2 separate regions of the Homo sapiens genome follow, and region 2 is linked to region 1. The links are chromatin contacts, found by Hi-C or POLR2A ChIA-PET in ENCODE. All regions are on one chromosome and are shown on one strand. The core of a region is the stretch at or near the end of the contact, and the rest is flanking DNA. Distances in the headings are between cores, read along the strand shown. Region 1 overlaps CLEC16A (C-type lectin domain containing 16A). Region 2 overlaps CLEC16A (C-type lectin domain containing 16A).

Region 1 (4,890 bases), core at 1,463-3,962:
GAGGCAGGAGAATCACTTGAACCAGGGGGGCGGAGGTTGCAGTGAGCTGAGATTGTGCCACTGCACTCCAGCCTGGGTGATAGAGCAAGACTCTGTCTCCAAAAAAATAAAAAAGTTTACTGGAAAAAGGAATGAATAAAAAGACAAGCCACTGCTTTCCTCAGAAGCCTACCTCTGTAGATCCATGAAGACAATAAGCTAAAGAAGTCCCAAACTCACATCACTGAAGGGCTTAACTACACTCTTGGCCAGACCCAGAACCTTCCAGAAAGATTCTAAATTTGCTCCTGACCAGCAGACCTTAAATCTCCACTGCAGAGGCTCCTGTGCCTGGGCTGCACCAGTGTGTACCACTGCAGGTCAGTGCCTTATTATGATTTTTAAAAGAGTTCTAGCTCAGAGCCAGCCGGGGCTGTGAAAAGCAGGAGAAAAAGCTGTTGACACATCACACCTATCGGGCAAATGCCACTCGGCTCATGAAGCCTAGACAGCTGCTTAGTGCCAAGGGCCAAGCACAGGCACCTCCAGGCCTGCTTGATCACAGCGCTCTGACAGGCGTGCCCAGGAGCCACGCATGTGAGGCTGCAAGTATGATCACAGTGCCCCCAGCTTCCAACTACAGCTCCCCCAGGGCAAGGCCAAGAATTTTGTCAGGTTCCCGGGCCCTGAGGAGGATCCCTGGACACTGGACTGAGCAGACTGTGGGGGTCCGATGGCCTAGCAGTGGGTTTCAGCAACACCACCTACCACTGAGTGACTTCGGGCAAGTTACCTCACCTCTCTGGGCCTCAGCCTCCTCCCCCGGTAAGTAGGGAGAGTAACCATACCTGCCTCCCTGCTGTGAACCTGGGCTGTGGAGATACTTAGCCCAGTGCTGGCAGCTCGATGAGTCTCACAGAATGCTCTGTCAGACATCCCCAGTGCCCGAGTCATTTAAACCTTTCAACCTCAGGACAGTGTGGGGGCCAAGTGCAAAGCACACTACTGCTTCCTGTTGTGTGACCTGCGCTGGTCAGCTCACCTCTCAAGCCTCTCCCACCTCACTACGCTCTGCGGTTACTGAGATCACAAATGGGAAATGCTTTGCCTGTCCCAAGCTGCTACACGATGTGCAGAGGCAGCGCCGTTCTCAGGAGCAGATCTGTCATAACCAGGCACGCTGTCCCCACCGCCATCACTGACCATGCTAGCCAAGGGCACCTCCCACATCCCAGACCGTCCCTCACCCAGCTGCCCTGGTTTCTGGTGGGACCCCAGTGGCCCCGCACTGCTGTCTCCAATCCACTTCCCACACGGTACGTGCAAGGAGCTTGGACAGACATGCGTCAGGTCCAGCCACTTCCCTGCTTCGCGGCCCCGAGGCCACCCAGAGCACGCAGAATGAAACTCACATGTCTCCTTGCACCCCTCCAGATCCCCCACGGTCCCCGACAACCCAGTGCCCCCCACACCCCGTGCTCTGGCGGCATGAACCCTCTGGGTGACTTGCCCTGTTGAGGCCCCCACCACTTCAGGTATCCCCCTGGCCCCATGGTCATCCTTTTCCATGTCTGCCTCCTGTGAGTGAGCTGTCCTCTGCACGGGGGCCTAGGACGGGTTGCAGGAGGCACTTGGTGTGCACTGGCTGGAAGAAGGAACCATGCCAGAGATGGTGACTTCCATGGTGGCTCCAACAGGGCAGGTGCTCAGAACTCTACCTGCCTGGTGCTGTCCATATGGCTGGCAGAGCCCAAAAGCACTGGCTAGAATACTTGGGAGGACCCTACGGAAAAGCCTGGAGGAGCCAGGCCAACTGCTCTGCAAGTGACTCCAGCCAGGGCCATGAAGCTGGGAGTGCTGGCTTGCCACCCCTGAGCTTGCGACCTTGGGCAGGCAGCTCTATCCGTCTGAGCCCTGGCTCCCTCCTCAACAGCAGTGGCCATTATGACACTACGATAACGTGAAGCACTCACATGTAAAATGCTGGCCCAGCTAAGCTCCTGCTGTGTGAGGCAGGTCCTATCATCAGCCCCATTTGAAAGAAGGGGACACAGAGGCTCAGGAGCTTCACAGAACTTCCTGACATCACATAGTTGTCTAGGGGTAGGTGTGGATTTGAACCTGGGGGGTCTGGCTCCAGGGTGTGTGGCCCTAGCCTCTTGATTGCAATGGCTTCCTCGGCAGGGCTGTGGCACAGTTTAAACAACACAATGGCTTACACCTGGGCACAGCAGGTGCACTGATGATGGTGGCTTTCAAGCTGCTCAAGTCCGGCAGCTTGAGCAAGCCTTTCAGGTGCTTCGTGTTGGGTCAGCACAAAGGGCCACTCTGTGGGACATGGTGGGGACAGGAGGACAGGCCAGATTCTGCATTTGTTCTTTGCTGGATGTGGAGAGAGGGCAGGATGGGAAAGCCATGGCCTCCACCAGGCCAAGCACTGCTTTGAGATGCTAGACCACTGTGCTGAGCCCGTGGACATTTCCCTTGGGCTTCATGCTGGAAATCTGGCCAAAAAAAGAACGTTTTTCTCCCCAAATGCCCAAGACTTTGTAAATGTCAACTATTTCAGAGCATTTTCCGGGTTACTAAGAGCGGTGGTGGGGGTTTTTGAGGAAGGCTCATTCCATCCACACTGACTCTTCCTGCCACCCAGCCATCCGTGAGGTTCAACAGGACATCCGTGAGCCAGGAGGCTGGAGTGTGCCTGGAACCCAGCACCGGAGACCCAGCTGTGGGCCGGTGAGGTCATCGTGCTCAGAAAGCCACAACAAAGGGGCACGTAGGTTACCCCAGAAGCTCTGCAGAGCCTTCAAATCAACTTAGCAGGAAGAGAAAGAACAAAGGACAAGAGATAACTTTTGTTCTCAGGAAGCCGGTAGAAGAGGTAGAAGAAGCAGGCACCCTCTCCAGGGATGAACTTTGAGACTCCGGGCAGGGGACCTTGCTTTCTGACTCTTGCTTGCCCCAGCTATAAAAGTAGGACTAATAACTTTATACAGTATTTACATACTTATCTCCTTATTTTGTGTAAAGCACCTAGCCCAGTGCCTAGCACATAGTTGGCATTCAATAAATAGGATTTTTATCCTGGGACCTTAAATAAGTCTGTAAGGCTAGAAGTAGACCACATATGCCATGAGCCTGAATTTTACCAGCTAGCAAATATTTTCAGAGGAGTCACTGCACTTCACAGTCCAAACTTTGCAGTTCATACAGTTGAAGCATCTGCTCCCCAAATCACGCTGTGAATTTCTCACCCTCAACATGGAAACTGAGGCGGCGACTTTCAAGGACTGAGCTCACAGCAGGGAGTGACAGAGACAGTAAAACAATCCAGCAGCCAGGCTGATGGGTTTTGGAATGTGTTTTTGTGATTACTCTGAGGCTTCAGCAAGCAGGCTGTGTAAGTGTGAAGAGATGTTGCAAAACAGCCATTCCTATCACACTGGGATAATATTGACTTTTGGCCCTTTGGGAATTTGAGATGTTAAAAAAAATAATACTGTGTGTGTTTTTGGAGAAAAGCATATTTATACTAAATGCCATGGCTGGACAGCTGCAAATAAAGAAAACTGTATTTTAGTCATGGGATTCTGGTTATAGAGAGAAAAGAAGTGTAGAAAGCTGTAACCTCAGCAGAGGTGCCAGGAGGTGGGAACAGAACCCACTGGTGTCTCCATCATGCCAAGCTTGGAGGTTCTGTCTGAGATGACAAGCCAAGCTATGAGTGGGCCACCCCGGAGACCCCCACCAGTTCCTGGGGACCCTTCTAGTCACCACAACTCCCGAAGGCCTTCTGGACAGAACAAGACCCACAAGACACACAAGGACTGTTGGGTCAGAAGTTGGGATCATCGAGATGCCCTTGCTAGCTAAATGCACAGAGAACATTCGGGGAGGGAAACCAAGCCTTCTTAAGATTTTGCCTTAAGCTAGCTCTGTGGCTTCCCACTCCCTCAGTCAAATTGGTCACCAAATCCTGTTAGTTTCTCAGCGTAGCTATTTCTGTTTTCACTTCATGGTTATTTACCCTGAGGAAACCCTTGCGCAAGGGCACTTGGAGATGCCTATTTGTTAAAGGACAAAAAATTGGCCACCACCTAAACATCCATCAGTAGGGGACTGGCTCAATGAACAGTGGTTTGACCAGATGATCGCAGCAGTCAAAATCGAATGAGGGTGCGCCTGCGAACTAAAATGAAAAACACTCCAGGATACGCTGTTGAGTGAAAACAGTGGTCATTTAGGTTTTTTGAAACAAGCAATATAATCCTATAGTACAAGTAAGTGGCAAATGGCCAGAGAAAGGTAAGGAAGGCCGCACCCCAGCCTGTGGGACTTTTCTCATCCGCCCACGGGCATCACCTGACGCACAGCTGTGAGCATGCAGTGAAGGGGCCAGAATGTGTCTTGTGGCCTTCCCACTCCACCCTTCTCCTCTGCCCTTCCCAACTCCAGTCAGTTAAAACCCAAGTCCATTTTGCCACCCATGTCCCCTGATCTGTCTTAGAACCTTCAATGGCTTCCTGCTGCTTCTAGGATAAAATTCGAACCATGGGGCAAGCTCACAAAGCGCTTTGCTATCGGGCCCTGCTGAGCTTCCCAGCTCTCTGTTCATCCCTACCCTGCAGCCACACCTTTGCATGTGCCAAGCCAGAAGCACCACAGAGCCCACTAGCTGGCAAGACTTGCTCACAGTCCCTCCCCCTGACCCCAGGCTTCTCTGTAAGCCCTGTGCAGTGTTTATTTGATTCATCAAGGGCCTTAGTAAACGCTTGCTCAGCCAACCTTCCTTTTCCTGACCCTCGTCAACATGTTTGTCATGTCACTTCCTTGGAATTGTAAAAGTTCCTTTAAAAAATGCCAATTCTTTCCCTACCCCAATTCTTCTCCACCAGGCGGTCCCGTACC
Region 2 (4,890 bases), core at 1,380-3,879, 46 kb after region 1:
GGAAAATTTCATTTACATCAACGCAAAATCAGCATCATCTTTCATAGAAGACATGATTACGTACATGGACAAAATATTCCTACATTTGCCAACCAAGAATTGCCTCAGGCACCACCTCTGGAAAAGTCTTGATGAGACACACAGCTTGGTGATGCAGGGACAAGGCACCCCCATAAGGCCTGGAGTGAAAAATTAAGGTTATCGAACAGCGTGCACAGGGTGACCTCATTTTTGTAAAATGAACTCATGTGGTTATCTTTGGGGTATGGTATGGTTACAAGTGTTTTTTAAATGCTTGTTTCTCTTAATTTTCTACAGTGAATAGATAATACTTTTATAATCAGGAAATAAATTTAGAAAACTTTCAATGGTCTGTATTCCTCCCGTGGGTCTCTGTGTGCTTCTTGGGACACAGGTCTGGAAGAAAACATACCCACTGTGACTGTGGTTATCCAGGGAAGTGGGATGAGGAGGGTGGACATTACTTAGTTTTTATTTTATTTTACTTTTTGAGACAGGGTCTCACTCTGTCACCCAGGATGGAGTGCGGTGATGCCATCACAGCTCACTATAGGCTTGACTTCCCGGACTCAAATGATCCTCCCACCTCAGCCTCCTGAGCAGCTGGGACTATAGATGAATACCACAACACCCAGCTACATAAAATTTTTTTTTTTTAGAGATGGGGTCTTGCTATGTTGCCCAGTCTGGTCTCCAACTCCTGGGCTCAAGTGATCCCCCACAACCCTCGCCTCAGCCTCCCAAAGTAACTGGGATTACATGCGTGAGCCATGGTATCTGGCCTTAGTTTTGTTTTCTTACAAAGACAAGGTATTTGCACAGTATTTGTGTAATTAAAAGGTAATGGCTGGGTGTGATGGTGTGCACCTGCAGTCCTAGCTACTTGGGAGGCTGAAGTGGGAAGACTGCTTGAACCCAGGAGTTTGAGTCCATTAACTTCCAAAGTGAAGGTCTCCTTTGGTGCCAATCTTACGCTACAGCTACGCTTCTAGCTCCCTTTTTTTTTTTTTTTTTTTTCTTTTTGAGACAGAGTTTTGCTATGTCACCCAGGGTGGAGTGCAGCGGTACGATCTCGGCTCATAGCAACCTCTGCCTCCTGGGTTCAAGTGATTCTCTTGCCTCAGGCTCCCAGGTAGCTGGGATTACAGGAGCCTGCCACCACGCCCAGCTAATTTTTGTATTTTTAGTAGAGATGGGGTTTTACCATGTTGGCCAGGCTGGTTTCGAACTCCTGATCTCAGGTGATCTGCCTGCCTCGGCCTCCCAAAGTGTTGGGATTACAGGCGTGAGCCATCGTGCCCGGCTGTAGCTCCTGTCTTACTCAACTGTCCAGAGCACTGTGGCAAACCCTCAGCTATGCTGACTGCCTGGACTCTGTTCCTGGAGTGGTCATTCCCAACACACAGACCAGAGCTGGCCCGTGGAGAGAATGTCAGGACTGATCAAGGTGAAAATGGGGAGGTGGGGGGAGCCCTGCACCCAGAGTCAGAACATGATGTGCCAGGCTGCTATGAGGGCCTTTCCAGCCGTGACCCCTGCACAGCCTTTTTTCTTTTTCATCTTCTCTTTCCTTTCTTTCTTCTCTCTGGTTCTTGCTCTAAAAGCACGACCTAGAAAAGGCAGGCTTTCCACGTTCCATAACATTACCGCCCACTTTTTCCTGCTATTTACATCAAAGATCCCAAGCTCACACATTTGAAACAGAATGTCATTTAAAAGACTACCCACTTAAAAAAAAAAAGAAAAAAAAAGATTAGCAACTGTTCAAATAAGAAACAAGTCATGGAAAATGTGACTTTCATTCTAGTTCTGCTTGATCACACCTGCTAAGAAGAAAGTAGAAACTTCAAACGCATCACAGGTACTGAGGGAGCCCAGAGCTGCAAAAGGTTAAGTGCTTTATCGGGGATCATCCAGTAGTAGGAAACTTTTTCCATTATGTGCTTAAAGGCCCACAGCCCCTTTAAATAGCCCCCTGCTACCTCATAATAACGATAACTTGATTCATTCTACAGGCTTTATTGATTTAAATGTGATTCACGTAAAATTCATGGCAACCATGCAAACCTAATTTTTCACATTTGAGCTACATTAGAAACTACACGGCAGAGGCAGGAGGGAAATGAGAGAAGGCATATTCGGGCAGTGGGGCCAAGGCAGGCATGCAGGGCCCCACAGGAAAAAAGGGAGAGATTTTTCTAAAGAACTCAGATGCAAAAAGAGACACACAAGGTCAGTTCTTAAGAAAGGAGCTTGCCTGATGTGGCCTGGAAAAAGTTGTAGGGGGGGAGGTGGTGCCTGTAAATGCTTCAAACTTCAGAGGCAAGGCCTTGTGTGGCTCTCAGCTGCCCCTCCTCTGAGCAGCTGGAGCCAAGAGGGCCCGTTAAGCCACAAGAGCACTTCTGCCTCCTCCCACAAACCTCACATCTGTAGATGAAGCCGGCTCTGGCTTCCAGAAGGTTTACTGCAATCACACCTTAGGGCTGGAAACTTATCAGGCTCGGCCTGCCCAGGACAGGCGCAGAGCTTCTGAGTCAAGCCTCTGGAACCCCTGACTCATGTTACCCTTCAGTTTCCCCTTTGAGCCCCTGGAGCCTTCATCTTTGGTCACCTGAAGGTGACACAGCAAGGTGGTTCATTAGGACAGCCACAGGCTGGGAAGGGGCCCTGTACAAAAGAGGAAGTACTCTGGAGGAAAGGTTGAGACCAGGGCATGATTTAGAGGAATGGGGTCAGTCCTGCTTCCTAATGCCACAGTTACAAAAGAAGGCAGAAATTAACCACCATGGCTTCTACAAGCACATGATAGGACCTGCCTGTCGTCCAAAGACCCTCGTCACCCCTCCACCCCAACAGGCTAGGAAGCCTGTGGGTCCTCCCTTCTAACCAAGCCTGCCCCATCCCTGAACGCACCGTGGCTTGGGTCACTGTCCTCTCACCTGGGGTGAATGAGAGAGGCATGTTTCACCAGCTGCCGCCTCCATTCTTGCTACCTCATCCCTGCTAACTGTGCCATGGAAGTGGGCTTCCTGGAGCTGCTCCCAGCCCACTTTCCTGTCCTTCAGCAGGGCCCCTTCTCTGCACTGCCACACCCTCATATCCTGGCTCGCCTTCTACCTCCTCTTGCTCAGTCTTGTACACGCCCTGCCCTCTTCCACCTGTGCTGTGCCCAGGGTGCATCTGCCCACCCTCGGCGCCTGGCTGATATTTACTTCTTCAAAAATACGCCCACTTTGCTTTAAGACAGATTCATTTGGTGACTCCTCAGTGCCAGGCGGTATAGATATGAAGAGAAAGGTGACCAGTCACTGCCCACCTTCCAACCCTTGAGTCCGGGCAGAATCACTGAAGTGTCCAGCAGGGCATGCTCCCGGCCTGTACACTGGAAGCCTGTTTGTTCCTTTGCCTGAGTGCCACAGGAAGTGTCAGCTAGGGTTTAGGAGGCCTTGAAGCACTTTTTGAGTCCTAGACTCATACTCACTGGGACGAGTATGGCCACGGTAACCGCACTGGCTGAGGAAAAGTGGCTTTGTTCTCCAAATGTCCCAACTCCAGGGCCCAGGCTCACTGTGAGGGATGGCAGGGAAGGGCCACTCCAGTGAAGCCTACTGCCCTTCTCTCTCTCACTCTGCTGTGCTGAGCAGGTCTAGCTGAATTCATAAGAGATGAGGGTGCACACCATGTGATGCCCCAAAAGCACCATGAGAAGGGGGTGCAAAGGCTGTAGGAGCCAGCAGGGAAGTGGAGGTGGTGGGGGGTACAGGAGGAGGAGATCCCTGAGATGGGTCTGGACAGATTGCCCAGGTAAGGATGCTCCTCATCCCAGCTCCTCCCTGCTCCATGGGGGCCTCGACACTGGGGTAGGGGGAGCTTCCTGCCTCCTGGCCTGTCTCCCACTAGACTGGGGACAGTCATGATGATGAGGATAACGACAGTCACCATGCATTGGGGATTCTATTATGGATCAAACGCTTGTTAGTATATTTAATTGTCACGACCACCGTGTTTTATAGAAGAGGAAACCGAGGCCCACAGAGTTTCAGAAGCTCGGCCGAAGTCATACAGCTCATAGACGACAGACCCAGTCCTCAAACCCTGATAGATTCTGACTCCAGAGCACCTACTCTCACCATTGTGCCACGAACAAAAGGAAGGAAGGAACCAAAAGTTTTGGGGACAGGAACTGAAATCAGTTATGTTCAAATCTGTATTTGCAAAAACGTTCAAGGAAATGCTGGAAATGCCTGCAAGCCAGGGATTGGTTTAAGCATGGGCTTTTTTGTGTTTGTGTGTGTTTTTGTTTTTGAGACAGAGCCAGGCTGGAGTGCAGTGGTATGATCTTGGCTCACGGGAACCTCCCGGGAGGCTGTGATCCTCCCGCCTCAGCCTCCCAAGTAGCTGGGACTACAGGCTCCCACCACCACACCTGGCATGTGTGTGTGTGTGTGTGTGTGTGTGTGTGTGTGTGTGTGTTTGTTTTTGTTTGTTTTTTGAGACAGGTCTTACTCTATCGCCCAGACTGGAGTGCAGTGGTGTGATCTTGGCTCACTTCAGTCTTGACCTGCTGGGCTCAAGCGATCCTCCCACCTCAGCTTCCCAAGCAGCTTGGACTACAGGTGCATACCACCACACGTGGCTAGTTTTTCGTTTTTGTAGAGATGGAGTTTTGCCATGTTGCCCAGGCTGGTCTCGAACTCCTGACCTCAAGTGATCTGTCCACCTGCCTCCCAAAGTGCTGGATAAATTACAGGCGTGAGCCACTGTGCTTGGCCTAAGTGTGTTTTTAAGGAGCTTGTTTTCTGTCGATAATGGAGGGCTTCTGCACACTGAGTCCAAGCAGACCCTACAGTGAGAGAGGGCAGCCGACGG

The links. A loop is a pair of places that touch in the nucleus more often than their neighbours do. ChIA-PET counts read pairs that join two places held with the same protein, here RNA polymerase II (POLR2A). Pooled maps may share reads with other maps.
Region 2: a pooled map shows a loop between it and region 1 (4-fold over the local background). The contact joins two enhancer-like sites. A Hi-C loop is called at or near these places in 17 of 168 maps with a recorded cell type or tissue (A673, Caco-2, DLD1 and 13 more), 1 of 37 single-sample maps with no recorded cell type and 18 of 50 pooled maps. POLR2A ChIA-PET finds 5 or more read pairs at or near these places in 18 of 52 experiments (AG04450, BJ, HEK293T and 13 more).

Annotation. Positions count from the first base shown.
Region 1 is chr16:11,138,038-11,142,927 of GRCh38, reverse strand. The region is part of intron 22 of CLEC16A (C-type lectin domain containing 16A); the gene reads right to left. Among named protein-coding and RNA genes, the nearest start is that of SOCS1, 120 kb to the left of the region's middle. RefSeq lists enhancers at 1,045-1,623, 1,624-2,201, 2,202-2,780. Within about 2 kb of position 2,712, at least 3 of the 41 ENCODE cell types and tissues checked have a DNase peak (open chromatin) inside an H3K27ac peak, as active enhancers do.
Region 2 is chr16:11,091,966-11,096,855 of GRCh38, reverse strand. All of the region lies in intron 19 of CLEC16A (C-type lectin domain containing 16A), which reads right to left. Among named protein-coding and RNA genes, the nearest start is that of CLEC16A, 150 kb to the right of the region's middle. RefSeq lists an enhancer at 1,934-1,983. Within about 2 kb of position 2,629, at least 11 of the 41 ENCODE cell types and tissues checked have a DNase peak (open chromatin) inside an H3K27ac peak, as active enhancers do.